Linked DNA regions of Mus musculus: regions 2, 3, 4, 5 and 6 are each linked to region 1. A link is a loop called in an ENCODE intact Hi-C map of the cell type or tissue named here. Cell type or tissue: heart. All regions are shown on one strand. Links, peaks and the distances in the headings refer to the core of each region. The heading gives the core; the rest is flanking DNA. Region 1 holds the start of Igf1r (insulin-like growth factor I receptor). Region 2 overlaps 4833412C05Rik (RIKEN cDNA 4833412C05 gene). Region 3 overlaps Fam169b (family with sequence similarity 169, member B). Region 4 overlaps Igf1r (insulin-like growth factor I receptor). Region 5 overlaps Fam169b (family with sequence similarity 169, member B). Region 6 overlaps Igf1r (insulin-like growth factor I receptor).

Region 1 (5,163 bases), core at 827-4,826:
GTTGCATCTAAGTGAAAGTTCTAATGTATTTATTTCTTAACGTTCAGGAACATCTAAAACTGGCACAATTTATTTTAAAAACAAGGCAAGTTTCCGGTAAACAAAACAGCCCTATGTATGTACTTTTCTTTCCTTCCTTCGGAAACGTTCCTTCTATAGAACCGATTCACTGAACGTAGCTCAACATTTCCAAGGGAAAAACTGATTCAGATGATACAGAAAAATATGGGCTTAGTTTCCTTTACGGTAGCTTTTGATTTGTTTTCAGCTCTAAATTTAGTAAAAAAAAAAAAAAAAAAAAAAAAAAAAAATCCCTTATGAAAGATGGGGTGCATATAAATGCAATGCCGAAATCTTTTACTATTTGAGTAATGAAAGAAACCTTTCTTTGCTACAGAACTGGTCCTCTCCACCAACCAGACAGTCCGACTGTTTATAAGACAAACACTTCTATTTGATCCAGACATTCCCAACTCTTATGAGCCATCTTTTTATTTATCGTGGATATCAATTAGCCTGAGTCATGAAGCCCGACCGCATTAAGGGCGACACGTGATCAAATCACTATTTTTAAAAGTCCACGTATTTCAAACTCCTTTCTCTAGCCATTGCTGGTTTCTCCCCCTTTGAGGACCTGGCCTCCGCAGTGTTTGTTCATTAGATGGCAGTCCTGGGAAAGCCTCGTCTTGGGGAAACCTCTCCCCTGGCACAGTTGAGAAAAAACACCGAGGAGACTTGGGCTGGTGCTAGTTTCAAGTCACTTACAGATCAAATGAAGCTAGAGGGACGCGGAGGGGAGGGGGGAATGGAGGCAGGTGCGGGTGGGTTTCTGCAGTGGCCACCGATTCCGGGTGGCGGCCGCACATTCCTAAGACTGGGACCCGAGCCAGACGACGTTGTCCGGGTTAGGGTCCCCGCCCGCAATCCCCTCCCTGGGAAGCCCTCGGACACGCCCCCCAGCTGCGGGTTCCCGCAGCCTGACACGCGCTGCGGTCCTTCTCCGCAGCTGCCCACGTGGTGGAGCACGGACCAGCACGATGCGGTGGAGCGCCCTCAGGGCGGGAGAGGAATGGGGCTGGGAGGCCCGGCTAGCACGACCCAGCCGAGTCGGTCCCCGACTCGGGGCCCCCACATTTCCTCCCCCGGAGGGAGGGAGGCGACATTCCCGGAGCCAGCCCTCCCAGGCTGCGGTCGCGCCCTCTGGCGGCCGCCGCGGAGACGGGTCCTGGGCACGAGGGGCCGCCTGTCTGGGTTCCCTTTCCAGGGCTGGGGGCCCGCGGTGGAATCGCTGTGCTTCGAGAATAGAGCCTCGCGGACCGCACCCTGTCCGCTCCCCGACTGCGCGCAAGCACCGGAACACCCAAGGAGCGCCGCCACGGGCGCCCAAGCCTGGCGTGGAAAGTGCCTTGCGTAGCAGTCTTCAGGGGTCCCCTTTCCCCCAGGTGTGCCCCTCCCGTCGCGTCCGGGCTTTCCACCACACTGCGAAAAAAATGCCGCATGCATGCACTTATTTATTTATTTTGCAACAGCTGCAAGAAACAATGAAGCTTTTTCACGGAGTCGGCCAGCGCGCTCTCCAGCCGCGCTGTTGTTGTTTTCAATGAAGCTCCGAGGCCGCACTCCCCGCCCACCGCGCCCGCAGCCCGCCCGCTCTGCTGCCCGCCCGCCCTGCCGCCGCCCCCCTGGCCACCGAGTCCCACCGGCGCCCCGGGCATTGTTTTTTGGAGTCCTGCGGGAGGGGAGGGTGCGGACAGGGCCGGCCGGCGCAGTGCGGGTGGGGGCGGAAGCGTGGGCGCGCGCGTGGCTCAGTGTGCGCGCGGGGGCCGGCGCGGGTGGAGGCGCGGGGGGCGGTGCCTCCTGGGCCCGGCTCCCCACGCCCGCGCTCCGCTCCGCACGTCCCTGCGATCCCGAACTCCGGCTCTTGGCGCCTGCCGAGTCGGGGCCCGGCCCTCGGCGCGCCGGGACTGCGGCTGTAGCCGCTTGGAGTGTGCGCGCGGGCACGTGTGCGCGGCCCCGAGAGCGCGCGCGTAGAGCCCCCAGTGTGTGGCGGCGGCGGCGGCGGCGCGGTGAGGCTGAGGTTCTTGTTTACCAGCATTAACTCCGCTGAGCGGAAAAAAAAAGGAGGGGGGGGGGGAACCGAGGAGGAGCGAGCGCACCGGGCGAACTCGAGAGAGGCGAGCGACAGGGAAGCTGCCTGCGAGCCTGTCCCGGCGCGCCCGGCGCTCGCAGACCCTCGGCCCCGCTCTCCGGACCCTCCACGCCTCTCCCCGTGCCTGCGAGAGCTCCACGGCACGCGGCGTGCTCGGCTTTGACCTTCAGCGAGCCGGAGCCCCCGCGCACGGAGTCGGCGGCGGGCGGGGGCCGACGCGGGGCGGCGGGAGCGCTGAGCGCTGCGCGGCCGCCGCTTTGTGTGTGTCCTGGATTTGGGAAGGAGCTCGCGGCGGCGGCGCTGAGGGAGGAGGCGGCGGCGAGCGGAGCCCAGAGGAGGAGGAGGAGCCGGAGGAGGGGGAACCGCTCATTCATTTCCACTCCGCATTTCTGCCCCTCGCCGGCCTCGCCCGCGCCCGGGACTTCGGACCAGTCTCGCCAACTGCGTCGCGCTCTCCCGCCGCGTAGGCTCCGGTGGTCGTTCCCTCCGGGGATCGGGTGGCGTTTGTCCTCGCCTGCGGCGATTTGGGCTTTGCTCCTCTTTCTGTACAGTTTTCCTCCTTCTTCTGCATCTCTGCGTTTGCAAATGGAGGCCGACGACGCCGACAGCCCGCCCCGGCGCGCCCCGGCTTCCCGACTCCGCCGCCCCGTGGGCCGCTGCTGCCGGCGCTGAGGGGCCGCCCCGCGCCACCCTCCTTGTCCACGCCGCTTTCCGAGGATCGTCGCCTGCGCTCTTGTTTTTGGACGAGAGTGAGGACTGAGTTGGAGACTTTTTTTTTCTTTTTTTCTTTTCTTTTTTTTTTTTTTTTCTATTTTTGAGAAAAGGGAATTTCGTCCCAAATAAAAGGAATGAAGTCTGGCTCCGGAGGAGGGTCCCCGACCTCGCTGTGGGGGCTCGTGTTTCTCTCCGCCGCGCTCTCTCTCTGGCCGACGAGTGGAGAAAGTGAGTATTTGCCCGCCGCCCGCGGCCACTGCGGGAACTTTTCCTCCGAGGGGCTGCGCCCTGTTTGGGAAAACCCAGTTGCCACGGGCGCAGCTGTCGGACTTCGGGGCTCGGGAGTGGAGGGTGGGGCTCTCTCGGAAGGCCGGAGTAGAGCAGGGCCCGAGAGTTCACGACTCAGGAGCTCCTAGAGCCCTAGCTCAGCGCATCTGCGCGCGGGAAGGGCCTTAGGGCTTTCTCTTTCGCTGTCCGGGGAGCGCTGTCCCGCACGCGGCCTGGTGGGTGGGCAGTGCCTTCTCGCTGGCGGGTCAGGGGCAGCCCCCGCGTAGGCGCTTGGTGGGGAAGTTGGCGTCTGGGTGGCCTCGGGAACCCCGCTACTCTCGCCCCCCCCCCTCCGGGGCGCTCCACTTGGCACCCCAGCGCCCATCCCGCGCAGCTCACCATGACAGCACCCTTGGAGGCTCCACGGGTGGTTGCTGGGGTAGACCTAGTGCTCCGTGGCGGCAATTCGGAGCCTCCTACCCTGCGGGGTGTAAGTTGTTCTTGAGGGGGAGATACAGGATGGTTGGAAGCCTCGCGGCCCCAGGACACGTTTCCAAACATCAGGGCGCAGCCTCCTATCACCCAACTTGTTGGGCCCATCGACCCCCTCAGGTTCTTGGCCTTTCGCTTCTCTGGAGCCTGTGGGCGTCTACCCACCTACCCCAAGGCTTGATAACTTGGACAGTCCAGTGTGGCCTTGGGGTGCAGGGTGTGCCCACCATTTTCCTCTAGGAAAGTGTGAACTTGGGACTTTCTTCGTGGGGGGAGGGTTGGATGATCCTCGGCTTAGGGGCTCTCAGTTTCTATCCAGCTCTGGACACTTTTTTCCCAGAGCGTCTTAGTAAGAGGAGATAGGTACGTCCACCCTTGTGCAGAGTCGACGTGCTTTTCCACACACACGTGTTCAGCGCGGATTTAGGTGCATCCACAGCCACACGACCGCGAGGGGAGAACCGGACTCCCAGCCTGGGGGAGAGATGTGTGCGGTGGGTTGAGCTGCGACGGGATCTGTAGTGTGGTAGTGGACGGGTGGTTGTTTTGTTTTGCGAGCGCGGAGCCCTGGCCTTGGTTTTGTTGTGGCCAAAGTTGTGGTGCACTGCCAACACCTCCCCCCCCCCCCCCCCCGCTCTGCACTTCCTTTGTACATACTTAATAAGCAGTATCGCTCATGCTTGCTATCGCTTGCAATCTGATAGCTTTTGTTTTGGTGGTGTCGGGTAGGAGTAGGTGGTGGTGGGGGGTGTCTCTGGGAATGAGAACTCTCCACAGTGTATGCGGGCAGGAGGAGGAGGAGGGGGTTTTGTTCTCGAGAAAAACAGTGTGGCATACTGGTGCTTTAGAGATGGTAGAGTAATTTGAACGCGATTAAAAGTTTAAATGCAGTCTCCGAGTAGGGGCTGGGGAAGTGAGGGCGTGCGGATGAGTAATGTTTGCAGAATGTATGCAGGTGGTGCCTATTAACTTCGAAAAATCACGACCTAGCCTTGAGTTGGGGTGGGGGGGGGGTGTGACACGATGGAGCCTGCTAGGGACCCTACCGCTGCCGTAGTTCACAAAGGCTGTTTCTATAAACAAACCCTTGAGCCTCTTTTAAGAAATATCTATGATGGAGTCCGAGTAGTTCTTAAAAGAACTATAGCTATAGTAAGACTAGAGAAAGACTCGCAGACTATGGCCGACCTCACAAATCTGGGCTCTCCTGCCCTTTGTTTTCCAAACTTTGAGCACACTGGATTGGGTGAAAGGCGGTTAGATGGTGTTTGGGGGCAGGGAAGATTTCTAGCCTTTAAGGACTAAATATGGTTTAGAAGACACTAGGAACGAGTCCATTTTCCTATGGCATCTTATTGTACTGTGTACATCTCTACTTTTGCTATTTAACAGCAGAAGTTCTGCAATGCAAAGAAGCAGTGGTGGCCTTGCCTTGCTTCTTGGGGCAGGATGCAGGCATCCGAAACAGGACGGAGCTGGGTCTTGCTGAAGGATATTCTTTGTCCAGAGCAGGGGCAGCAGGAGAAGGGTCTTTCATTGTG
Region 2 (5,163 bases), core at 492-4,491, 160 kb before region 1:
CATTTTTAATTCATCAGTTGCAAACCTGAGCTACATAGTGCGTTCTAGGCCAGCCTGGACTACAATGTGAAACCTTGCCTTATGTATATGCCTATGTGTATATATGCGTGTATGTATGTATATATAACATGTAGTGTGTAACATATAACAGAACATAATATATAATGCATGCATGTTATATATGTATGTATGTGCACATATATACATACATGTACATATGCATATTGCTTTAACCACCCAACTCTTAAATCTAGTGTTCTGTGGGACATGCATAGTTATGAACATAATTACAAAGTTTGCCATTTGTTGACTCTTTACTGTCCATTTCAGAGACTTAATTATCAAGCCTTCAGCAAGTAGAAGGCAAATTTTTACTATCGTGTGGAAAGACGTTTTGATCTGCCTGCTAGGGAAATACAAGGTACAACAACAAACACGCTCACACTCCTTACCGATCATTTTGAAAGATTTCAATTGCTTGATGAGCCCAGGACCTAGGAAGCTACAGAAGAGATGGAGGGGGGCTTGCTTTAGCTGAAGAAAGCACACAGTACTGGCTTCAGGGCCAGACATGTGTGGAATTTAACCCAGGCAATGTACTGGTGGAGGCCAGACTTCAAGGGACATGTGTCCACAGTGTCCATACACCTGTTGGAAAAAAGTTAGAACTACTGTTGATTTATGGGATGCCTGTAACATTAACTTCCAAAGGTGGACCAGAGAAATGGTTTGGCGTTAAAGGGGCCTGCCACCAAATAGGATGGCCTGAGTTCAATACCCAGAGCCCAGGTTGTGAATAAGAGAAATAACTTCCTCCTTTGTTCTGACTTCTACATACCTACCACAGTATATGTGTGTGCATGCACATGTTACACACACACACACACACACACACACATGCACACACATACAAAGTAAGTAAATGTAATAAAAAGATACATTTCAAAAAATTCAAAATTAAAGGGCTAGAGTGATGACCCAACAGTCAAGAGAATCTAGAGAATGCCTAGTTCCCCCACCCCCACATCGGACAGCTCAAACTGCCCACAGCCCCAGCTCAGGAAAATCTGATGACTCCTGCCTCTGTGGGTACTTGATCTCTCGTGTGCAGACACACCTAGATGTAATTTAAAAATAAAAATAAATCTTTTTTAAAAAGCAAGTGACCCTCCTTAGAAGTGGGAACAAAACACCCTTGGAAGGAGTTACAGAGACAAAGTTTGGAGCTGAGATGAAAGGATGGACCATGTAGAGACTGCCATATCCAGGGATCCACCCCATAATCAGCATCCAAATGCTGACACCATTGCATACACTAGCAAGATTTTATCGAAAGGACCCAGATGTAGCTGTCTCTTGTGAGACTATGCGGGGGCCTAGCAAACACAGAAGTGGATGCTCACAGTCAGCTAATGGATGGATCACAGGGCTCCCAATGGAGGAGCTAGAGAAAGTACCCAAGGAGCTAAAGGGATCTGCAACCCTATAGGTGGAACAACATTATGAACTAACCAGTACCCCGGAGCTCTTGACTCTAGCTGCATATGTATCAAAAGATGGCCTAGTCGGCCATCACTGCAAAGAGAGGCCCATTGGACACGCAAACTTTATATGCCCCAGTACAGGGGAATGCCAGGGTCAAAAAGGGTGAGTGGGTGGGTAGGGGAGTGGGAGTGGGTGGGTATGGGGGACTTTTGGTATAGCATTGGAAATGTAAATGAGCTAAATACCTAATAAAAAATTAAAAAAAAAAAGAACATAAAAAAAAAAGCAAGTGAAAGGTAATGTTATAGACTCCTAATAAAATTCATCTAAATAGAATCTATTGTGTAGTCAGGTCAGGACTAAGTGATTCATTGTGTGCAGTTAGCTTTCTCACTACTGTGTTAAGATACCCAGCTAAAGCAACAGAGGGGAGGGGAGATGTATTTCAATTCACACTTTAAGGGGTACAGGCATCAGGCAGCCATCCATCAGTTCTAGACACCAGACTGGAGTGGTGGAAACCTGAAGCATGAGTTCCTTACAGCCCTGTAGGTCAAGAAGCTGTGTGCTATACCTCTATAGCTCTGCCCAGATGTAGCTCTGCCCAGATGTAGCTCTGCCCAGATGGTACTTGGTCCTATGCCAACTAGACCTCTGGCTGTAAAAGTTCCAGAGCCAACGTAAGTTGCACCACTGTCTGAGGACTGAGTCATACAAGGAGGGTGGGACAGGGGTCCACATTTTACATTCAAACCATAACACACAGCGATTCTCATGGTGTGTTATATACAATGATCCAGTGTTTCATGGAACCAGTCATCAAAGGTCCCCATGGCAGATATGTTTAGCTAAAGCACATGTTTGACACTCCAAGGAGTCAAACTTCAAGTTTGTGCTTGCCAACAATCTAGTATTATGTATATTGGTCCCATTTTTAAAGATGAAAGAAAAAGAAAAAGAGGAAGGGAGGGAGGGAGGAGGGAGGGAGGGAGGATATCAAAACCATGCATTGTGGCACACACCTATAATTCTAGCAATGAGTGGGCGGTAGGGGAGGGTCTGGTGGAGGCAAGACTATCAGGAACTCAGGAACAGCCCAGGACACATGAGATCTTGTCTGAAAATAAAAGTTGGGGGAGAGAGAAGGGAGAAGAAATCAGCACACACAGTATCTCACAGAAACACACGAGACTGCCTGACACTTTCTTTGTTTTAATCAACTGCTTTGGTTGCAAAGATCGCAGCTCACAAGCACGACCCATTGCAATTCCCAGGAATTCCGACTTAGTTGGTATGCGGGTGTAGCCTTGGCATCAGACTTTTACAAGCTCCCTGAGACGTTATAATGTGAAGCAAAGCCTAAGAATTATTGGCATAAATAACTTTGGTCTGAAGGCCACTTTTGGCAAATAACCCCCGAAAGCTGTTTTTGCAATTCTCTCTCAGGCCACTAGATGGCGGATTGTCCACACGATAGCATTTCAATACCAGGTGTTTTCCAATAACTGTTCCGTGGGCAAGCAGGAAGCTAGGAGAGAGAGCAGAGCAGATTCCAGAGCAAGTATTCTGCAGGCTTGGCCTCACCGCGTTGGCTGGCATCAAGTTCTGAGGGGCCCACAAAGGTGAAAGGAAAGGTACAAACCCATCGGATTGTTTTAACCCTGGCTTTTTCTGCGGTCAAAGCGAGACGGTTCCTTTCTTCTTCCTGGCCTACATCTTTTTCTTGGGTGTAAATTACAGCAAGGCGTTCTTTATGGAAAGGCCGCACCCTTTATTCGGAGTGAGGCTTTTTGGAAACCTTTTAATTAAAAGTAGCTAGTTCGCCTTGTTGCAAATAGGCAAGAGGCACTATGTATTTATCGCTGACTTTGGCTCATCCGGGAATCAAACTCGGGGCCTCTTGCAAGCTAAGTGAATCGCTCTACCACCGAGCAACACGCCCAGCCTCAGAAGAGCAATATTTAAACCCTATTTATAGATTCAGATTAGTGTGGGAGTAAATGGGGCGGGTAGGAGAAAATTGTGAAATCAAGAAGATTTCTGTCACCCTAACACACAAGAGTGTGATTTTTCCGGAAAACAAGCACCTCTGGGCTTAATTTTTCTCCCTTTGATCTGAAAATAAACACCAGCCTCCACACTTCTTGGTCGTGCACTGTTGGTTCATTAAAGAGCCATCTGCTGATTCCCTGTAAGAACTCAACATGCAACGATTATGGGCAAAGTCCAGAGAAACAACTTCAAGACAATTTTTGTATAAAAATTAGCTCTAAAACGAAGCGTAATCACTCTATCGGTGTTTCTGCCATTTGGATTTTTTTTCCCCATCGAAATTTATAACATATTCATTTTGGCAGATTGTGTAACTTCTGTATTCTGAAGTCAGAGCACTCCTGACTGATGTAGGCTCCATCTCCAAGCCGGAGAGCAACAAGCAGGACACGAGACAATCTTCATGGCTGTCTGTTCACTGGTTAGCCTGAACCTTAAGGCCTGGTGGACCTTTCTACCAAAATCCAATTAGACAGGATTCTCCAGAGAAAACAGAACCAGTAGAATGTGAATAATTAATTGATTGCAAGGATTGGATAATGGATTTATGGAAGCTGAGGAGTCCACAAGGCCGTAAGCAAATTGGAGACTCAAGCCGGCTGCTGGTGCGGGTTCCGTCAGGAAAACCAGCAAGGCTAAGCTTCAGCCTAGCTCCAATCAGTGGGTGATGGCTGGGTGGTGAGTTAGCTCCCTCTTGCTCAGGTCAAGTCACCAATGCACTGGTTGGCAACCCAATAGCATTGTCCCAATGTCTGCCACAGAATTCTAGTTCCCTGGGATGTTAATAAAGGCAAGTTGCTACCAAAAGTCCCAGTGTCAAATAAGTCTGGAATTTCCTGGGTGAGACTGTTAAACAAAAGCCTTTTCCCGTAGGACTTTCTCAGAGCCTCGAGGTCACACAAAAGAGGGTGATGCTTTGCAAAGCTTTCCAAACTTACCATGTTGCTCAGTGTTTCGATGCTGCAATAAAATAATTGAAAGAAAGACTTAAGGAAGGGAGAATTCTCTCTGGCTACTGGACCCAGTTTTAACTCACAGTTGGATGGTTCTGTTGTTTGGGGGCCCATCACAAAGCAGGGAACAGTAGAAGACAGTGGATCTCCTTGTAGTATTCAGGAAGCAGAGAGTAACACAGAAAGCCACTCTCAGAAGGTATGTCCCCAACACCCCACTTCCTCCAGCAGGACCATTTTCTGCAGTCTACCATTTCCTTATGAGTTATTAAAACTCCGAGTCTATGCACAGATGAAACCACCCAGTAGGTCACAGCCCTTAGGCTCTGCTTGTCTCTGAGCCCTTTGCAAACACACCCAGGAGTGAGAGCTACAAATCTCATAGGTGCATATCAGTCTAATCAAGTTGACCAGACTAACCATCACACTCATGTGACACAATTCCTTGTTCAACTTTCAGCGCCCCTTCTCCAGATACTGGCCTTGTGGCTTTATCAAGAACTTCTGAGCAGAGAATGTCTTTAGCCTGATTTTGTACCTAGCCCCCAGCTTGGGAATGTAAAATGCACGGAGTCAAGTGATGTTTGAAGGTCAGTTAAAAGCAATGGCAAACCACAGATGAAAACGCAACAGAAAGACGGTGAGGCTATAAAATCAAGTGTGAGCAAGACTA
Region 3 (5,163 bases), core at 605-4,604, 400 kb after region 1:
TGTATGTGGTTGGGGGTGGGGCCAACCACCTGAGCCTGGGCAGTCGACAAGTGGCCACAGCCCAAACAAAAGTAACCATCCCTCCCCGGGCATCATCACTAGCTACCAATAGCTTCTCAGCTCCAGGTGGGGCTTTGCTAGCCCCTCCGTCATCCCTGCTGGTTTTGACTGGCCTGACCTTGTGAGCTCTGCACAGTGGCTGTGAGATCTTGAGGCAACAGTAGCCATCTTCATCTTTTGAACGGCAGGCAGGATGCTATCGTGCCCTGCAGATGTGCTGTTCATCTACTGTTGACCCGGCTGTTGTCAGATCTGGGTGGCCCCAGACAGTGCCCTGGCTTGCCAGTGAGGTTTGGATAGAGGGATCTTTCAAGGGAGCAAGGTAGGGCTTTAATGGCAGGTTCCTCAAGGGAGGCAGAACCTTCAGATGGCCAGAGGGAATGAAGACTTGCTTGTTCCAGGATTTGCAGGTGGCTTTCTGACTCCCACAGAAGTTTTCACATCTGCACAGGTTCCACGTGAGGGGCTGGGGAGGGGCTTCGGTACCCGGACATTGCAGCCGCAGGTGCCTCTTGTTTCTGGAGATAAGCATCCAGCAGTTTAAATATACTGCCCTAAGTTAAAGTGATAGCGTTTCTTCCCTTCCGCGATGTGGGCGCCCATCACATTCATCTGGATGTTTCTGCAGAAGCCGGTGGCTCATTAGGGGTGGATAGGCCAGGGTATAGGCTGCCTTTCTAGGTGGGTGACTGCCTTAACTCAGGAGGTGACAGGCAAGTGCCTGAGACCTTATTGATGATAATAGTGTTGGGTCTTGCCTTAACGGCACCCTTCAGCTGTAAGGCTTAATGGCTCCTTACAGATATTAATGAGGTGAAGGAGTGCCAGGGAAGGAGCTGGGCAGAGCTGTGACTGTGATCCAAATGATGCAGTTAAATGACTTGCCCTGTGGCACTGTGTTAGGAGGGAAGGGAAGCCAGCCTGTGCCCCTGGCCATCCGAATACGTTTATAACAGAGCTTCACAAATGAGGGTCCAGCTACACAGTCTCTTGGCTGGGAGTGGAAAAAGTGCATGCATATTGGAATGTGAAAATTGCCTGGCCAGAGGGTCTGGGTGGGGAGGAGGCGGTTTTGGCCTAATTGGGGAGATGACTTCCTCCCGGAGAATTCCCCCGGGGTTTATTTCAAGAGTTGGGAGTCTGTGTGGTCTGGTCAGGGGAAGCTGATCTGGAAATCAGATGCTAATCCACTCTGAGAGTTACCAACTCCTACTCTCAAATAGCAAAGGAGAGGACCAGAGTCCTTTGCAGGAAGAGTCATTCTTGTAATTAGCTTATAATTAGATTACTCAGACTCCGTAGTTTTTGAGAGAAAAAAAAACTAAAGGGTCTTTTCATTCTTTAAATCTTGGCTTGTTTCCAGCGTCACCCTCAGGGCTCCCAGGCAGTACGGTGCAGTGGTTAGGCCTTCAGCCACCTCACTGATGTCTGCAGGGGTTTTCCCAGCTGGTAAGCAGGGGCTACAGGACATAATCAGAAATCGGCACTGATGCTGGGCAGGGTCTGCTTCTAATCGGCTTCCCTCTTCGTTGCAGATCACCAGCTAGAATTTTTCACAGGTCTTGAATGTTCCAGAACGTTCTTTACCTTGGGCGTCTTACCATGCCACTTAGTTTTAATCTTCAGTTAGCCAGTGATCCCTAGAGTTCCTTTTTCAAAATTTTGAACGTATTTTCTGCGTTCTAACTCTCGCTCTCCCGTATTTCTGTTATTTTGGAGCAGTGGTTCTCAACTTTCCTAACGCTGCGGCCCTTAAATCCAGTTTCTCACGCTGTGGTGACCCCCAACCGTAAAATTATTTTCGTTGCTGCTTTGTAACTGTAATTTGCTCCTCTTGTGAATCATAATGTAAATATATGATACATAGGATATCTGATATGAGACCCCTGTAAAAGAGATGTCCACCTCCAAAGGGGTCATGACTGACGGGATGAGAAGCGATGTTTTAGAGGGCCTCTACCACTCTGTGTGTAGGGAAATGAAACCGGAACCAGAGGTTCTCCCTCTTCCCCACTCATGGCTTCTGAGTTTGGAAAAGTCATGAGTGAGCCCGTTTTAAAGGGAGAGTCACTGGGCTCTGTGTGGAAGCTTGAGTGGGTGTGTAGTGAAGTGGCTCCATTTGTGGGCTGGGTCTTTTTAAAGTTTGCATAGCCCTGGCTGTTGATAACATCTGTGGCTTGTAATGACCCTGGAAATTGTTAGATTTTTTTTTTCAGACCCTTTGAGAGAGGAGTTTGTGGGAAATGCCTCCCCCCTTCCCTGCTCTCAGTTACATGGGAGACCTTTGAAACTTGACCGATAGCACCATAGTTCCCTCTGATGTGATTTCCCAGTCAGTCTGTACATGCCTACAGTCTCTTTACTGGAGGGGATGAAATTGAATATCTCAACAAGGAAAAAAAATTTTTTTGCAGGAAAAAAATGTTGCTGGAGGTGGGAAATCAAAAGTTTTTCCCTTTGAAGTTTCACATTTTAATTTTCTTTTTCTAGATGAATTTATCACGTTCACTTTGTCATCCATGGGAAAAATGCTTTCCTTCCACTTATGAAAAACCCAAACCAACCAAACAAACAAAAAAAAACCTCTGGATGGATCATGTACATAGATCGAAATGTGGGAAGGGAGTTCTGCTTTTCTAAAGTCAGAGGGCCAGAAAACTGGAGTCCGAGTCTTGTTGCAGCTTGTTCTCATTAGCTGTACATTACATAGTACAACAACAACAGCAATTTTATGGTGATCCAGTATGCCTGGGAATGTGGCGAGCCTAAATAACCTGCTTGAGTTTTTACTGTGAAGAGAGTTTTGTCGAGTGCTGTTTTGGGCAGGTTTTATGGTTCCCTCTAGTGGCCATTGTTATGCACTGCAGTCCTGAAATGGAGCCGGCTCTTACCGATGTACCTGAATGTCTGGTTCCCCAGATACGCATCATTCCAATTAGTGTATCAAAAGTCATGGGACATTAATTGGTTAGAAATGAAATGCAAGTAAACATTTGATTTTTGCTAACATGAGTTGTCTCACAGCACACAAAAATATAAAGGACGGTGGGAACTTGAGAATATATTCATTTACTCCACCCACCCACCCATGTATTCTTTCATTATTTCATTTGATAACAGTTTACGGTGCAGGCAGGCACTTTCTTAGGCATTAGATAGTAAGTAGACAAGGCTGGTGAGGCACGCTGAACACTCTCCTAGCTGAGCTACATCCCCACCACTGAATTGCCTACCCCTTTATGTCCCCTGACACCTTGCAGCTGTCCTCAGAGGAGACCAGTGTAGCAAAGATCAAAGTGGAGATCATGAGAATGAAGTGGGGCCTCAGCATCGATGTGTGGGGAGGGGTTCGCTTATCCTGTTCTCTTGTTTAGGGAGCACCGTGCACCCTAAATGTTCTGAAGAGGACACGGACACTCCCGGGCAGGCTTCTCAGGAGGATGGACCCACACAGTTTAATCATGGAGAAAGCCACAAGGTACAGTAGCAATCTACCATTCCACTGCCTTTCCGTGTCCTCAGCAATCATCTTGCCTTTCTTAGTGACTGCCTCGCAGCTCCCAGCTCCTTGGACACCTGGGCTCTAGGCTCCTCCCTAGCAGTGGACCATACGGATGTTGATTGGTGCTTAAAAGCTTCCCAGTCTCGGGGATAGAGGGATGAGATAAGAAGAGATCTTTATAATTAGGCATTTCGTTTTGGTAATTTCATCTCTCAGACAGACAAGCACTCATGAAGTCGGAAGGAAACTAGGAGTCTGACCCTCATATGGTTAGAGAATTAGTGAAAGATCTGAGTCTTAAATCTGGCTGCAGACCAGCATCTCACGTAGAACAAAAGCAAAGCAAATCTACCTTGCTCTTTTCCCGATGCCTTCCCAGTCTGCTGCTGACAGGAGAATGAAGTTGGGTGTTTGCATCCTCCGGCATGATGGGGGTCTTGAGGGGAAATCAGGTCACCAAGTCTTTCTTAGTAGCTTGGTGCTCAATATTTGATAAGATTTGGTGTTTTCCCTGAAGCCAGCCCGTATGCATACTGGGTGATCGCTCTGAAATCCTTAAAGGGTCAACTCTAAAACCTAACTCTTGTCCGTGTGAAGGAACATGGCTCATTCTGTTAAGCAGTGATTTCTGGGATAGGAGACTCCACAGAAGCAGAAGATAGTCCCGTAAGTCTCGGGTCGTCTTTGAAAGCTGTACATGGGTAAAAAGAAAAAAGTTGGCCCTTTCAGAGGAAGCAGCTGGAGTCTGGAGTATTTGAAGGGGTGTGTATGTGTGTGTGTGTGTGTGTGTGTGTGTGTGTGTGTGTGTGTATTGTGCATATGTGTGTATGTGTGTGTGTGGTATATGTGTATGTATGTATGTGTGTATGTATGTGTGTGTATATGTGTGTGTATGAATGTGTGTATGTATGTGTGTGTGTGTGGTGTGTGTATGAATGTGTGTGTGTGAATGTGTATGTGTGTATATATGTGTGTATGTGTGTATATGTGTGTGTGTATGAATGTGAGTGTGAATGTGTATATATGTGTGTGTATGAATGTGTGTATGTGTATGAATGTGTGTGTATGTGTGTGTATATATAAGTGTGTGTGTATGTGTGTATGTATGTGTGTGTATATATGTGTGTGAGTGTGAATGTGTGTATGAATGTGTGTGACTGTGAATGTGTGTGTGTGTGTGTATGTGTATGTGTGTGTGCATGTATGGCTGCACACTCAAAGGCAGAATGCCAACTTAAAAAAATACATTGGCATATATCAACCATATTCACTGAGTTCTATTATGACACTTCCTACTTGTGTATAATGTATTTTCACCACAGTCATTGCCCTGTTACCCTCTAATTCCCCCCTCCCCCTCCCATTGACCCTCTCTCTTCTCCTTACCTCTTCCTGCTATACCACTGAAGAAAACATCTTACCTCTTTCTTCAATCAGTATCTGTCTATAAGTCCTCAGGGAGGGATATAGTATATATTAAATATATTTTTATATATAAATAAATATATTTTTTAAGTTCCCTTTTCTCAAGACAGGGTCTCTCTGTATAGACCAGCTTGGCCTTGAATTCACAGAGATCCACCCGTCTCTGCCTCCTTGGA
Region 4 (5,163 bases), core at 508-4,507, 180 kb after region 1:
ATATATTCAGTATATTAATCCCTTGTCAGATGAAAAGCTAACAGATTGTCTCTTCACTGTCTCCTTTGCTGTTCAGCTTTTTAATTTGAAATCCTATTTGTTAGTAGAGAAGACATACCGTTTGTAAACATAGACAGATCTAGAATACATTAAGCAACAAAGAAAAAAAAATAGCCCACTTACTGAAAGCCAATTGAGTGTTCTGTGTTATAGTTTTTATATATGTAATATATGTGTGGTGTTATTATTTATGGTGTTTGATAGGGTCTGTAATCACCGAAAAGTCAAGCTTCAGGCATGCCTGCCAAGGGCCGTGTTAACTTAAAGACGGGAAGACCAAGACTTAGGCAGCACCAGCCCCTGTCCTGGGAACCAGTTCTCTCTGCTTCTTGACTGAGGATGCAGTGTGGTAATGAGCATCCTGAAGCTCAGGCCATCATGTTTGCCTCACCGTGATGGGCTTTGAGCCAGAATACAGACTCCCAGCTTTACATTGCTTTAGTTGGCTATTTGTTCCCAGCTAATATACTGTATATTTTGTTAGTTTTGATTTTAAACCGTGCATTTGCCTGTACCAGAACAAATTCTATTCACAAACAAGTATCTGTAATCTTAAGGTGAAATCTGGTACCACTCTTTATCTACAGGTTTACTCTTTTCCACCATTAAAGGCTTAGAAAGATGGAGGGTTGATGACAGATGTCACATGAGGGCGTAAGCAGAGACTGAGCCCCAGCTGTGGAACCCCACAATTCTTAGAACACTGGATATGGCTGTATGGCGGACAGACTAAACTGTGAGCAAGTCAGTGACTGGTCAGATAGAAAAGGAGATGACAGTTCAGTGTCATGGTGGAAAGGAATCGGGGATGTGCAGAGTTGATAGCATAAGAGCCAGGAGGAGATCTCTGATTGAGATGGAGGGGGGAGTAAGAATCCACCTCAGAGACAGAGGCCTTCAGACAGAAAGCAGGGGGAGACCATCACAGCCACAAACGGAGCATGGCGCTGCTTCACCCCTACAGATGGCAATGGGTTGGTTATGCAGATGTACAGGTGATACCACTTCTGAAATTTTGCCTCTCCGCTCTTCCTTTACCAACAAACCATGCTAGTTCTAGTTTTGTAGCTAATTCTGGCCAGAGAAGTAAGAACGGAAAGAGACCTCTCTGCTCTTGGTACACAGTGTAGTTGGTGGGAGGTTGTGAAAGGTATGCCAAGAGAGGAAGTGATTTTAGGCAGAGTGGAAATTTGCCAAGTAGAGAAAACAGAGTTGTTGACCCAGCAGAGAAAACACATTAATTGCACGTGTGTAAGGAAAGATTTTCAGGGGTAGGCATACTCAGGATGCTAGGGAAGAATCCTAGAAATATTTGGCAAGTTTGCAGCGGGCACTTTAGTAGAAGCCCATCTCCACTGAAGACCCAAATCTGAAGATAATACCATTCCAGGCCTCAGGAAGTTCAGGGTCTTAACGTAGGAGTGGAGTCTAAATACAGCATTAAAGCCCTATCAGAGACTTAGTGCTAAGAAAACAAATTTCAGTCTTCTGCAAGAAGTGGGGTAGCTGGGCCAGGGAGAACGGTGGAGAACAGTGGCCTCTCCTGGGCAGGCAGAGGTAAAGTCTAGAAAGCATAAAAACCAACGTTGAGTAAAATGATGTGTGTGGTCTGGGCAGGGACCTGGGAACAGAACAAAGTGTCCAGAGGGAGGGTGCCTACAATGAAAGTAGCTACTGGTTTGGGGTCTGATGCCAGGCTGCAAGGACCAAGGAAAGCCTAAATCCATGTTTTATACAGCAAAGGTGACTTGGGGTGAACATTTACTGGGGTTGCTTGTGGCAGGCTCCATAGGAGATAGCAGAGGTGAGGGACTAGAATGGCAAAGGAGAATGCCAGGTGGCCAGTTTGCACTGTTATCTCCTATAAAGTACCCGTTATCGATATATCGTGATACCGATATATCTTGATTGTGAAAAGTGACAACGTGGTCTCTGTATATTCAACAAGCATTGAAGTGGAGAGAGCCGGCTTGGCTGGCCTCCTGGTCCCCTTTTACATTGAGGAGGCTTGCTCAGGATAGCGACTTGTGAGCATGTTTATGTGCGGGGTGAGCAGAGCCCCCCATCCTAAGAGCAGATGGTTTCCTCCGCCTGGGGTCCTGTAAGGATGGTGAAGCTGGAGTGAGGGAATGGGAGATTCAAGTGAGACTGCCAGAAATACTATGGGCAAGGCAAGTTAACCGCTTATTTCTTATCAAGTGGTCCCAACGCCGTCATGTGTTGTTTCTTTTTGTGTATGTTCTCCATCCCAGCTGCTCCCAATAGGCTCAGAGCTCCTAAAACTTGCTATCAAAAGATGTAGCTGTGTGTCTGGTGCACCAGCATGCCATTAATGGCGTATTGTATAGTGCAACAATTTTAGTGTGTGATTTAAAGCAACTTTCGTAAAAGACAATTTTAAATTTTTATTCGACGGTGAGGAAGGGGCTTCTGGACAAAAGCGACTAAATCGGTTATCATTCCATTGGAGACTTCGTCAGCCATACAAGAAGTGAAAATGATGGAAACAAAACCTTTGAGGTTCTGCACAAAACAAAAAAACGATGTGTGGCTTAAAGTCAGCAGTTCTGGCTCGGGGGGGGGGGGGGGGGGGCTCCAAACGACGCCTCCAGGTGCTGACTTTTGGGGCCACCCCCTTCCTGCCCTCCCCGCTGTGGCAGCCAGGATTCCTTTTGTCTCGGGTGCTTCCCCACCCCGCCCTGCCAGCCAGAGGGAGCTGGCACCGGGCGCCCTCCCCACCGCCCCTGGACCAAGGTTGTTTACTACTTTCTACTCGGAATAACACGCCAATCACCAGGGCCCGCCCTCTCTCTCAGCCAATCAGTTTGTTGGGAAATTCCACCTTTCCTAAGGGCCCAACCAGCGATTGGCTGCAGGACTTGTCAGTCAAGCTGGCATCCCGCAAGGATGCAGCTGGAGTATTAGGGACGCGATCACCAGAGCCGAGGAGGAGTAACCTTCCCATAAACAAGATGGGGGGCCCCCCAAGAAAGCACGGATTGGGGTGGGGAGCTGAAGCTCAGCCCAACCCCGGGGCCCCACCGGAGTGAAGAGGGCCGAGCGCAGAGCCGGGGAATCCCTCCCTCCGCCTCCCGCCCTTGCTGCAGTTGTAAACACGCTTCCCTCCATGTCTGTTTTTCTTTCTCTAACCGTGGCCATTACAGGCTGCTGTTTACAAAAATCCTGCAGGGCAGTGCTGTTCTCTAGGATCCTGTCCTCCATTCACCTTGCCTCAGGACCCCTTTTCAGGCTTTTTTTTTTTTTTTTTTTAATTTTCTCCCCGCTGCTAGGCACAAACTGAAGGAAGCTATTGGGTCGTGCAAGCTTGTTTTCCTTTTATTGCAGCACGCAAAGCAAGTCACGCTGTAGCAGCAGCACCATTTCCCAGGAGAACAGGCTGGCTGGCCATTAAGAGCACCGCGCAGCCTAAACAGGCGTAGCTCTAGAAGGACTGGCTGGGTTTTTGTTGTTGTTATTATTATTACTGGTCTGAGTCAAGCTGGATGCTATTTTGATTCTGCATTTTCTTCCAAAATTCGTCTTGAAATCTATCCCCACTTACAGGTTTGGGATTTACACCACCACCCGGCGCACGCCCCTTTTCATAAAGGCAGTATTGTGTTGAACTAAATGTTTTTCTACCTTCTCTGATCTGAATCAGGTTTCCCATTTCTAGCAGCACAATGTAGTTGTATTCTGTGTGGTAGGGGCGTAGTGGACATGAATTATTTGCGACAGGGTTGCCTGGAAGATACGGAGTGGAATTTGCGTGGCACGGAACAGTTCCCAGTGCCCAAGGTTTCTGTTACTCTGGCTCCAAGCAGGAAGCGCAGGCAATATGGCAAAACACAGCACGTGGCATCCCATTCAAAAACGCTCTTTTCTAGAAGCTGGTATTGCAGAGGATATCCGATCTTGACTAGTTTCACCACCACCACCACCCCTTTCACAAGCAGAAAGAAAAACTAATGTACGGAAATTTGGTGTAGATATTTAGTAGGAAGCTTTGTTAAGTGTAAAGGCAAGGTTTGGAAGTTCTGGCGAGAAGCTGAAGGACCTTGTGGGCACGCTTTACAGGATTTAAGGTTGTAGGAATTGTAACCCCCACATGGGAGGCCACGGACCTCTGGGCTCCTCTAGACTTAACACCCTGCAAAGTTACTGAGCTACAGAGCCCTGGAGGATCTTAGGGTTGATGCTGAGGGAGAAAGGAAGGTTGCTGCAGGTAGGAATGTGGGTGGCCCTAGCATGTTCTGGCCAGGATTGGATTTCCAGGAGTAGCTTCTATGGCTACCTGTGTGAGTTTGTGGAAGACTCCAGTCTTAAGTTATGAAAGCCTGGTTAGGATCTCAGTGGATGGTTGGTCTTTTTTCCTACTTACTCATTTGTTTGATCCCAAGCCCCAAACCACCCCCCCCCCTTTACACACACAAGCAGCTTTCCCCAAAATGACCAAGTTAGTATGTAACACGCTACCGTTATATACTGAGCTGTCGTCAGGATTTGAGTGGAGGTGGCTGTGTCGCTTGTAGTAAGGGGAGGTTACGAAGGCCACAGCTGGGGCAGAGTTCTGCCTCAGGGCTACAAAGTTCCTGGCATCATTACCCCACCTTATGAAGTTACAAACTGGGCAAGGGGTTGAAGGCAGAAAGAGACCGTAATGAAGAATGTTGTGATGATGTGTGTACCAGCTCCTGTCCCTTATTAGCTGCCTCATCCAGGCCAAGTAAGTTCACCTCCGTTAGCCTCCTTGTCCACTGCCTGAAAGGAAAGCCGTGATGTCTGTGTATGGCTGTGAGGGCTCAATGACCTTTGTCATGCAGTGGGCTTGGTACCAGCCTGGGACTCCTGACAAATGTGTCTTACCCCTTCTTTTTTCCGTGACCCTTCCCTCAAACCTCCCGCTTGCTCAGGGCTCATCTTTTCCTGGTGATTTGTGTTAACCGTTCCTCCCTGGCCAAGTCAGCCTGTTAATTTTTCCATGCCAACAGCTTCCGAGTGCCAGGAAGTCACGTCTGAATAGCCAAAGTATGTTTTCCTGTAGGAGAGTGCCAGCGTGCCAAGTGGCACGTCCTCAGTTGAGCATGCAGAGCTGGGGGGGAG
Region 5 (5,163 bases), core at 486-4,485, 350 kb after region 1:
AACCTGTCTTAAAAAAAAAAAAAAAAAACCAAACCAAAAATTGAAATAATTAACGTTCCTTTTAGTGACAGTGTAAAATTAATTTTATCCCGTTTTTTTTTTCTCCTACAGAGGCTTACCCTGTGGACATCCTGGAGGATGACGCGGAGGGCTATCAGGCAGCAGCCGAGGCTTACTATGAGATGCTCAGGGAAGGAGCCCAGACCTCAGCAGAGGTTATCTCCCTTTCCACTGGGGAGCAGGTATGTTTAACTTTTCTTAGAGGAGGGCTCTGCCCAATCTAACTTAGAAAGAGAGATGTCATAGAAACAACATCTCAGATTTAGAAGAACAAAGACCAACACACTGATTAAACGAAACTTCTGGAGGGAATACGAAAGAATTCGTATAAAGGTACTTACCCGAACTCCCCCGCCCCCCAGCTCTATAAATAAAGACCCAGAAATTCTTTATATATTTTAAAGCTTAGGCTTTTAACTTGGGCTCTTTCCCAGCTATTCTAACCTGACTAATTCTGGCCTACGTCCTACCGCATAGCCAGGTCTACATCTCTTGTTCTCTGAATTCTCCATCCACCACCACATCTGGCTGAATCTCTCGCTTCTGATTTCCTCTCCCAGAGCCCTTTCTCTGCCCGGAAGTTCCGCCCTCCGCTTCCTGCTTTACTATTGGCTGGCAGATCTTTGTTAAAGCCAATCAGCAGGTACAGAAGGATGAATATTTATTAATTATCAGACTGGTGATGGGCCATTCAAGGAAACCCTTCACTAGAAATCTGAAGTTCTGAGTGTGGATCTAGCAGGACTGGCCGTGGGGTGGGATGTAAGCCAGAATTAGTCAGGTTAGCATAGCTGGGACTGAGCCCAAGTTAAAGGCTTAAGCTTTAAAATGTGTAAGAGTTTCCGTGTCTTTATTTATATTGTTGGTGGGTCCAGTTGGTGAGCTGTGGGCCAGATAACCTGTGGGAATCCCATTTCTATCACGGACGAGCTCGGTTCTCAAGGGTTTTCTCCTCTCTTATCTTGATGTTCTCACTGAATTCAGGGCATTGCACCACTTTCCTTGTGGGGCTGGCATGAGGATTAAATGAGCTTGTGTATGCTCAGCTGAATCTCAGTTTCTTCATTTTAAAGGGAGGGAGTAGCTCATGTCTGCCCTCCAAGGTTTGATTCAGTTCTGACATTTGACGTGGAGTGAAGCTGTGTCACTTACAATATTTTTGTGTTGCTGAGGTTCTGTGCATTGTGAATAGGTTCTGCAAGAGGACACACAGAAAACTAGAAATTTTATTCGTTGGGATTGTGGCAAGATTTAAAAATATGTGTTATGTGTGTGCCTGCGTATGTACACATGCATGAATCTCGAGGACAACCTCAGAGTGCATTTATATACAATATACAATCCGATTTGTGTTTTGAGACAAGGTCTCTCACTATTTCCCCAGCGCATCTTATCTGTCCTTTTTTGTTTGTTTGTTTTTGTTTTTTGAGACAAGGTTTCTCTGTATAGCCCTGGCTGTCCTGGAACTCACTTTTTAGACCAGGGTGGCCTCGAACTCAGAAATCCACCTGCCTCTGCCTCCCAAGTGCTAGGATTAAAGGCGTGCGCCACCACTGCCCAGCTGTGGTTTGTTTTTTGTTTTTTGTTTGGTTTTTCGTTACCTGTCTTTTTGTGTATGCTATGGTGGGAGTAAACTCAGGCCCTCCTGCTTACCAAGTTTGCACTTCCCTGGCTGTGCCCTCTTCCAACCCCGACTGTCTAAGACTGTTTTCCTCACAGTAGGCAGTATCCACATTTGTTTTAAGTGTGGATCATTTCACTCCTGCCAGAAATGGTTGTGATCTGGCTGGCAGGCAGAGCTAGTAGAGGGACGTCTTTTTGTACCAGAGTTAACGAAAACAGCGGCATATGCAGTTATAAACCATGGCTTCCTTGAGATTTTGGAGGTCCGGAGCTAACAGGCAAGTCCCTCTTAGAAGAATACCCCTCCAGTGGGGGACCTCAAGCTGTTGAGCCCCAGTGGGCGCTTGCTGACCTTGTGTGCTCTTAGCGCCCCCTAGTGGTGATGTAGGAGAAAGACACAGGGCTCCATCGGACACTGATCGCTGGGTGCTGGTGGCCAGGGGGAGCTTGAGAGATGCAAGAAGAGCTGTGTCCCCAGGTTTTTTCGTTTGTTTGTTTGTTTTTGGACACAGCTTCCACAATCTGCTGTTACAACACTCATACTTATGAATAACTTAGGAAAATAAACCCCAACGTGCAGCATGCTCATCGAAGGGATAAGGCTAAGGTTACTAACAGAAACAGAAAGTTGCTGACATGAAGATGTTTGAAGGTGAGATGACATGCCAACATGACTTCTTCCTTCCTCCTTTCCTAAAGAGAAGGGAGCTAGGTGAAACCCATTATTTGGATCTCTACTATTTAGCAGTGAGTAGGGACACAGGGGCAGGGACAGGGGCAGGGAGCAGGGTGCTATTTGGCACACTGAATCCTGCTCACCAGGAGTGAGCCTCCTCGCAGCCGACACGGCAGGGACTTTTGCTATCCAAAGATTCTCTGGCTGAAAGGAACGACGAGGAAGTGGTTTGAGGAGGCAACATGTCTTGACTTTCTTTGTTTCACAATTAATTTTTTTCTTGTCTTGACGTTGCATTTAAAATACTTGCTGATTTTTTTTTTTCTGGTTTAAAAAACGCACATGTTCATTTGTATGGTGTTTAAGGGCTACAACGAAAGACGGAGGGAGCAAAGCCATGTGGGGTTAACTGCTAAAAACATGTTAATGTGTTTCTTTATTTTTACATTTTTCCTTTCCACGTGCATTTTTATTTATTTATTTATTTGTTTATTTATTTATTTATTTATTTATTTTTTGAGCCAGGGTTTTGCTGTGTAGCCCAGACTGGCTCAAGAACTTGCAATCTTCCTTCCCCATCATTTCAAATGCTGAGATTTTTGCCTGCTTTAAAAAACCTGGGATAGGTCACTCCGAAAAAAAGAGGGAGGTCCCAAGATAGTTGCCAGTCCTTACCACCCCCCACGCCCCCACCCCCACCCCCCGGGATTTGCCAGGAAACAGTTCTCTATAACGGTGGTGGTCCGCTGTAAACTTTTTACAAGAACCTGCCTGCCTGGCCCAGCTGCACATTCTTCTCTAATTTTCCTATAGTCTCAGTTTTCAAAACAAAGTTGGTCATGGAATGTATTGGCCTTCTTGTGTCAGGAGCTGGGAGCAGAGGGTTGGATGTTTACAAAGAGGGCCTTAGATGTGGCCCTCAGAGGTGATCTGTTTCCTCCCGATGACTAGCAAAACCTCCTGGGACTGAGTCTTTGGGCTTAAGGACAGGACTGAGCCTGGAGGGCTCAGACAGAGGACACATTTTCAAGGCTGCTTTCAGAGCTGGTACCAGGGTCACAGACAGCAGGAACATCTATGGGGGGGGGGTACAGCCTGGGCTCAATCTACTCCAGGCTACCAGGGCTCTCGAGAAGATGAGAACGGCACCATAGTTGTCTGTGTGAGGTGGAGTGAGGCTGTCAGCCTTGCAGGTTGAGGTCTATGGAGGTCCAGGATGGAGAAGGAGTCAGAGAGAGAGAGAGAAAGAGAGAGAGAGAGAGAGAGAAAGAGAGAAAGAGAGAGAGAGAGAGAGAACGCAAGACCATATCCAGGGTGGCTAAAGCTTTCTTCTCTGCTCTTCCTGCATCCTGCTAACAGGGCTCCTTCTGTGAGCACTTGGCTGAGTAATTGCAAGTCATTCCCCTGCCTCAGTGACGTGAGAGAGCAGAACAGTAATTTCATTTGCCTTTTTTTTTTTTTTTTTTTTTAGGTCAGACTTGAGACTTCATCTCTTTGTTTTTGCACGATATACCGTGATGAACCTCAACATAAAATACTGGGTTTGGTTAATCCCCAGGACACAAAGACAGGTTGGTAGCTTTTTTTTTTTTTAATTGATTTGTTCATTTATGAGCATTGGTGTTTTACCTGCATGTCTGCCTGTGTGAGGGAGTCAGAGTCCCTGGAACTGGAGTTACAGACAGTTGTGAGATGCTATGTGGGTGCTAGGAATTGAACCTGGTGTCCTCTGGAAGAGCAGCTAGTGCTCTTAATAGAGTCAACTCTCCAGCCCCGTGCTGGTAGTTATTAATGGATATGGTGTCTATGACCAAGCTGCACATAGAGCCTGATTTTGTTGTTGTTGTAGTTTTGTTTTGTTTTTTTGTTTGTTTTGAGACAGCGCTTCTGTGTATCCCTCACTATCCTGGAACTTGAAATATAGACCAGGCTGGTCCCAAAACCAACAGAGATCTGCTTGCCTTTGCCTCCCAAGTGCTGGGATTAAAGATACATGCCACTACTGCCCAGTGAACCCTGGATTTTAAAAACGGGAATCTTGATTTTGTGGTATACAATATATGGGGATTTTCAATGTCTAGGGATGCAGCGGTCCATTCTTATTTATCTCTTTTGAGACATGAATCATTTTGCATATCTCTGACCACAGTCCCTACCCAGAGCTGCTTTGGGGCTCACTCTTGCTATTCCCATTAACAGACGTTCCAGAGCTGTGGGCACTGGCTAGGACACTATTGGGACATTCCCATGACCTTGTGGAATGAAAGGGCCATTTTCTTCTCCAAATGTAACAAACAAGGGCCTCACACTGCTCAAGTGACTTGCCAAAGGCCTTCAGCTAGAGCACGGAAGGGCTCGGTTTTTGCAGAGTGACAGTTGGGTGGGGGTCGTTTCTGACGGCGACAGTTTGGTCTGTGACTCATTTACCCTCTCTCAAATTATGGAGAGACTATCTGTGGCAGGTTTCTGCTTCATGGAGTGAGTCCTCTGGAGAGAGACGTAAGCATAGTCAATTGTGCCTTAGGCAGAGGCATGGAGACTGCTGGCAAGCGAGCCTTGTTGGGCCAGGCGGTGGTGGCGCACGCCTTTATTGATCCCAGCACTTGGGAGACAGAGGCAGGCTGATTTCTGAGTTCAAGGCCAGCCTGGTCTATAGAGTTCCAGGACAGCCAGAGCTATACAGAAAAACTCTGTCTTGGAAAAACAAAACAAAACAAAACAAAAAACCAAAGCAAACCAAACCAACCAACCAAACAAAAGAAAGCCTTGCTGGGAGGAGATCTAGCAGGTTGGTCTACCCGAAC
Region 6 (5,163 bases), core at 447-4,446, 120 kb after region 1:
AGCTGGGGCATTACTGCTATAAATGGGGTCTACCTAACCCCCCTAATTCTGAGTTTGACATCGGCCGGCAAACTGCCTTGTGCACTTAAAGTCACAAGCATAACTTTTCCAGAATTGTAGACCCCTGTTCCCTAAATACCACCAAAGTCCTAGATGTAGCTAGGAGTACCCACGTGTTGCAGGGATCCTGAGATAGTTGGTAAGCCCCCAAGCATGCCAAGCACCTCCAGAAAAGAGCCAAGCCAAAATAAAGAAAACGCATTAGTGGAGTGTCCTTCTGTCTTCTTCTCCATCCAAACTGGTATAGGAGACCACACCAGGCCCATACCACATGCCGTAAAGCAATCTCCTGCACTGGGGGATTTGAGGGGGGGAGGGGGAGGGGAAGAGATTGAGATTAAGATTGTAACCTTCCAGAGCCTCACTTCAGGAGTGGACAGAGGAGTCCATGCTGCAGTGGTTCATACTGGTTTGAGCAAATAACCTTCCTTTTACTCCAAAGAGGTCTTGGACAGATTTCAGTTTGTGAGTTGCTGATTCAGCCACTTTTTAAGAAGGGACAAAACTTGGTACTAGATTTAGTTAAACTGAATCATGCATTTGGGATGAAAGGGAATAATCTTTTTTTTTTCTTTTAACAATTTAATTACATGAAAAAAAAATCTTCCTTAACTACAACTGATAGAAATCTAAATTTGTGTCGAGCAGTGGTGGCACATACTTTTAATCCCAGCACTTAAGAGGCAGAGGCAGGAGGATCTCTGTGAGTTTGAGGCCAGCCTGGTCTGCAGAGGGAGTTCTAGGACAGCCAGGGCTACACAGAGAAATCCTGTCTGAAAATAAACAAAAAGTGGTCTACATGTATATGTTATGGTTGTATTTTAAAGTAATGAACTGCATATACATTCTCCGCCTCCTTGAGTCTTTATTGCAGGTGATTTGGACAGCACTGTTTACATTAGACACGCACAGAGCATATGTGCAGCTCCAGAGAGTCCCAGGGTCCTTCTCCGCCTCCTTCTTTACCTTTTCCAGCTTCATACTTTTCCTTGTCATTCACAGCCAGACCACTCTGATTGGCCTGGCTATTTTTAATTGTTGCCTGATGTTAGGAGGACAAGGCAACTGTTGCAAGCACCAGATTAAGTGTTTATGTTACATTACAAACAAGCCTTCAGTAGGGATGTCTTGGGTGGGCTTGCTTTGACTTGCAAATAGTCCTGTCAGAACTTAGCTCCCTAATCGGCTTAGAAATGTGTTTGTGCCAGTAACTTTGATGAGATATTATGATTTTTTTTTTTTTTAGTTTATTGTCTTGTTTTCACCGTATGTGTTCCTAAGCTACTATGATTAAAATAGCAACTTGTGCTAAGAATGCAGTCTAACTTAGAGATGGCGTTTCTACATGCACACTTGAGCTAAGTCCCCTTTTGGAGCTGTGACTTCCGATGAAGTGGTAGTGCACGGGCAGTAGATGTCCTGAGTCTGGATGATGTCCTGTAACCAAGGCAGTGTGGTTTGCAAGAAGCCATCTGCTTAGCCTGCTTGAAGGCATGAAATTAATTTACTTGTTGGAATATTTTTATGTCCATTAAAAAGAAAACCCCCTTCATTCCCGAGAGACTGTAGAGTCACAGACTCGAGCAGTTACAAGAAATTACACTATCCCATGCTATGTCTGCGCCCCCCCCCCCCACACTTTGTAAAACTGTAATACAGTTTGGCAAACAGCAAATTGCTGTTGCTGCATCAGGAAGCATCCGGCCAGTGCGTGGGTCCATATCTCTTTACCTATTACCCTCCTTACTGTAAACCTCCTTTCCCAAGGTCACAAAGAATCTGTACTCCCTCTCAAAGGCTTATCACTTTAGGGTCATTTTATAATATTTGTTCCTTTTTAAACATCCCATAGTTTACCTATCCACCCCTCTCTGTTCAGGTCTTGGCAAATGTAAGCTTTCTTTTCTTTGGGAGAAGTGTCACAAGTTTAATTTCTATTTTATAGAATAATAGCTGCATGTTTGTTTGTAAAGACACCCAAACAGTCCAGAGTAGCTGTGCCATTTTTTAATCTATTCTCCTCAACGAAGTCTGAGTGACCAGGGGTCCCCTAACTTCCTTGTGTGTGTGTGTGTGTGTGTGTGTGTGTGTGTGTGTGTGTGTGTGTGTGTGTTGATATGAAGTGCTATCTCATTTGTGGTTTTAATTTGCATTTCCCTGGTGGCTAATGATGTCACACACCTTCTCCCGTGTTTGTTTACTATTTATATGCCCTCCTCTTTGGTGAAGCATCTGTTCATCTTTTGCTCTAATTAGATTGTTTATTTTGTAATGTTGAGTTTTCAGAGTTCTTTATAGATCCCAGACTCCAGCTCTTTGTCAGGCCCGTGGTTTGTAAATATTTTCTCCCAGTCTGTGCTTTATCTTTTTATCTCCTTAACAGTCTTTCACCGAGCAAAATTTTTTAATTTTGTGAAAGCCTGGTGTCCTGGTTTTTCTTTTTATGATTTTTTTTTTCTCTTGTAACCTAAACCAGGAACTCTGTGTCTAGTGATAGATTCCAGGGATCCCCTGCCCCCCAGTCCCTGCCAACTTTACTGTTTGATGACTTAAGTTGAATTTGAATGGCGTGAGCTGTTTGGGTTGTTTTGTTTTAAGTAAAGTATAAGAATGAGGTTGGGGTGAATTTTCTCCCCGCTCCCGGGAGCGCCATCTGTAGACTAGACTGCTCTTTCCCCATTGGACTGAGTTTGAGCCTTGTCAGCTCTGTCATGTGCTGCACTGGCTGTGCGCCAGACTCTCTGTGCTGCTGCGTTGGAGTGTGGCTTGTTTCTTTGCCAGTGTCAGGAAGTTTTGAATGGTCTCACCGCATCCTAGATTTTAAAATCAGATAACCTGACCCCAGTTCTTCCTGTTGCTAACTTAGTTACCATCACCTTGTCTATACTGGAAACAATGTTGCTGGGATTTTACTAGGAAATGCATTATACCTTTATACAGGTTTAAGGAGAAAGGACTGTGTGTGTGTGTATGTGTATGTGTGTGTGTGTGTGTGAGAGAGAGAGAGAGAGAGAGAGAGAGAGAGAGAGAGAGATATCAACATTAGAAGTCACACTTAGCTTCTCTTCACCTTGTGTGATTTTTGATCTAGGGTTTCACACTGAACCTACTGGTGACTGAACCAGCTAGAATGGCTGACCACCTGTCACTGTCCGCCTTCTTCTGACTTTTCAGTGGGTTCTGGGGATCTGAATTCAGGTCCTCTTGCTTTTGTGACCTTACCGGTGAGCCGCCTCCCCTGCCTCACATGTCTAAGGTCTTTTGTTTTGATACTTTGTAGTAAAGGAGAAAGAACACAGACACACTTAAGTGCCTTTGCCTGTGTGTTTAGAAGATGGCCAGCTTATAAAGGGGGAAAATCGCTCCCAGTTCTTGTAGTTTATAATTATGATTTCAAAATTCAGTTTTGCAGCTGAACCTTTCATTGGATTGGTTGGTGTCTCCCAGTAATTAACCTCCAGCTCATGAGAATGACTTATTGTTACAAGGAGTAGAATCTCATTTTCTTAATGTACAGAGTGTTTTTAGAAGTAATACTGTGCATATCTAATTTGTACCAGGAATTGGTTGTACCAGACAGGTACCTGAAGTTCTTGTGAGTTTGATTCTTGATCTTCCTTTCCATCACCTGTCACAGTTCCTGTTCCCTCATAATGGTGGAAGTACCTGCCGTTGCTCCAAATTTGAGAGCACGGAGTGGAAAGTAGTCACTGGTTTGAGTGTTAAGTCATCCAGAGTTAACGTGATACATTCAGGGGTAGACGCCTTTACTGTTTAAGGACTGTTTGTAGGAGGTGGTATCGGTCAGTAGCCAGGACATAGACACTGGAATTCAATGGACTGTGGCTTTGAGTTGTTCTGTGGAGTTTGTCCTGAGCATCTGTCAGCACTGTGGGGATAACTAGAAACCCTTGGGGGGGAGGGGGGTATTTTGAATTTTGCATTTGATAACTCGAGTCTGTTACGATTACGTCGTGCATACTCACATGTAATGCGTCGTGGTAGTTTTCCTGTGAGTTTCTCCTGGATCCCATCCATCTATAGTTCAGACATTCAGCTCTTCAGGCAAAGCAAGGCGCGTGGTCTGACTAAGAAGGATAGCACCAGTAATCATTGTAGACCTGGAGAGTTCATGCTGGGTTTCCTTAAGCCAGCTCTACCTACACAGCCTACATGCGGGAGCACGGCCTAGATAGAGGCTGGGGCTGTTGGTCTTGCTTTCTGATCTAGTCGGGGTTGTTGGTCTTTCAGTGGTCAGCCACACAGCAGACCCTTTTCGTTGCCCCTTCCATCCTCCATCTCCTGCTTTCTTCTGATGTTCGGTCTCTGGGTACCCTAGAATGTCAGACATACTTAGGTTTCTGCAAGTACAGCCACTTAAACGCAGAGCCTACAGATAAGAGTTCTCTTTCCTCTCAGGTTGACCTACGTGAGGGCTTTGACTCCAACCCTTTAGGACCAGCATGTGTTTGAACCTTGGACATTAAGGGTAAAGTGAGGAAACCTTGAGCCTGTTTTCCTTGGCTCATTTAACTGGAGTGATGAAAAAATTACCACCATTGCAGAGTGTCATCACTTGGTACTCTAATTGTTAACCACTGAGTTAAAAATTATTTTCAATGAAAATAGCTCATCCAGTCGCAAGGGAAGTACTGCCTGTGATCTTTCCGGGTCAGTGAGAGAGTCACTTCGTGTTCCTTTGTATGCTTGAGGACATGCAGAGAATTTCCATGGTCTCCTCAGAACCTGGGAACATAAGTGTTCGCCATACTTACTGAACATGGAACCCCTCTGCGCCTTTTACCTTGAACCCCAGAGGAAAGTCGAGCTCTGCATGTATTCTTCATTCACCGGGCTTGTTTGGAATTGCTCTGGAAGGACATTGTCACCAGGCTGTGGTCACAAGATGGTAGAGCGGGTGTCTGTACTTTAACCTCCTGAAATGGAAATGCTCGCTCTCCTGTTGCTGCTCTAACCACTCCTGAGGTCAGGGAGCCCAGGAAGATGGAATGACAGCCTCTCTCACCCACTTGAGGAGTTCTTGGAGCTGGGTTAAGGATTGAAATGGCACTGTTTGGTGGTGACATTCCCTAAGCCTGCAGT

Evidence for each region. Hi-C counts contacts between places; a loop is a spot of excess contacts. Peaks named below come from ENCODE experiments on the same cell type or tissue, not always from the same donor. Only the 100,000 strongest peaks of a DNase experiment are listed, where the experiment ranks them.
Region 2: a loop joins it to region 1, with 4 times the contacts of the local background. A loop is called at or near these places in 14 of 42 quality-filtered maps.
Region 3: a loop joins it to region 1, with 2.0 times the contacts of the local background. A loop is called at or near these places in 7 of 42 quality-filtered maps.
Region 4: a loop joins it to region 1, with 7 times the contacts of the local background. A loop is called at or near these places in 30 of 42 quality-filtered maps.
Region 5: a loop joins it to region 1, with 4 times the contacts of the local background. A loop is called at or near these places in 19 of 42 quality-filtered maps.
Region 6: it touches region 1 in a loop (2.2-fold over the local background); 4 of 42 quality-filtered maps call a loop at or near these places.

Annotation. Positions count from the first base shown.
Region 1 is chr7:67,949,862-67,955,024 of GRCm38, forward strand. Igf1r (insulin-like growth factor I receptor) reads left to right here and starts at 2,396. Exons shown (of 21, transcript NM_010513.2): 1 at 2,396-3,091. The coding sequence starts at 2,998. In heart, for the core only: a CTCF peak has its summit at 3,102; DNase peaks (open chromatin) are centred at 1,280, 1,920, 2,470, 3,450 and 1 weaker place; H3K4me3 peaks cover 4,000 bases; H3K27ac peaks cover 4,000 bases.
Region 2 is chr7:67,785,947-67,791,109 of GRCm38, forward strand. 4833412C05Rik (RIKEN cDNA 4833412C05 gene) reads right to left here. Exons shown (of 3, transcript NR_045954.1): 2 at 453-648. Among named protein-coding and RNA genes, the nearest start is that of Gm34350, 15 kb to the right of the region's middle. In heart, for the core only: a CTCF peak has its summit at 2,933 (motif pointing right); a DNase peak (open chromatin) is centred at 2,945; H3K27ac peaks cover 288 bases.
Region 3 is chr7:68,354,751-68,359,913 of GRCm38, forward strand. Fam169b (family with sequence similarity 169, member B) reads left to right here. Exons shown (of 9, transcript NM_001374636.1): 8 at 3,435-3,538. Among named protein-coding and RNA genes, the nearest start is that of Gm16158, 4.1 kb to the left of the region's middle. In heart, for the core only: no CTCF peak of the experiment used is centred there; a DNase peak (open chromatin) is centred at 2,886; H3K27me3 peaks cover 1,129 bases.
Region 4 is chr7:68,126,286-68,131,448 of GRCm38, forward strand. The region is part of intron 2 of Igf1r (insulin-like growth factor I receptor); the gene reads left to right. Among named protein-coding and RNA genes, the nearest start is that of Gm51488, 8.3 kb to the right of the region's middle. In heart, for the core only: CTCF peaks have their summits at 1,607, 2,723 and 3,771; DNase peaks (open chromatin) are centred at 1,826, 2,126, 3,016 and 3,826; H3K4me3 peaks cover 2,259 bases; H3K27ac peaks cover 3,176 bases.
Region 5 is chr7:68,300,722-68,305,884 of GRCm38, forward strand. It overlaps Fam169b (family with sequence similarity 169, member B), which reads left to right. Exons shown (of 9, transcript NM_001374636.1): 2 at 112-242; 3 at 3,831-3,930. Among named protein-coding and RNA genes, the nearest start is that of Gm16157, 27 kb to the left of the region's middle. In heart, for the core only: a CTCF peak has its summit at 2,053 (motif pointing left); a DNase peak (open chromatin) is centred at 2,050; H3K4me3 peaks cover 787 bases.
Region 6 is chr7:68,068,041-68,073,203 of GRCm38, forward strand. The region is part of intron 2 of Igf1r (insulin-like growth factor I receptor); the gene reads left to right. Among named protein-coding and RNA genes, the nearest start is that of Gm51488, 67 kb to the right of the region's middle. In heart, for the core only: a CTCF peak has its summit at 2,710; a DNase peak (open chromatin) is centred at 2,731; H3K27ac peaks cover 1,761 bases.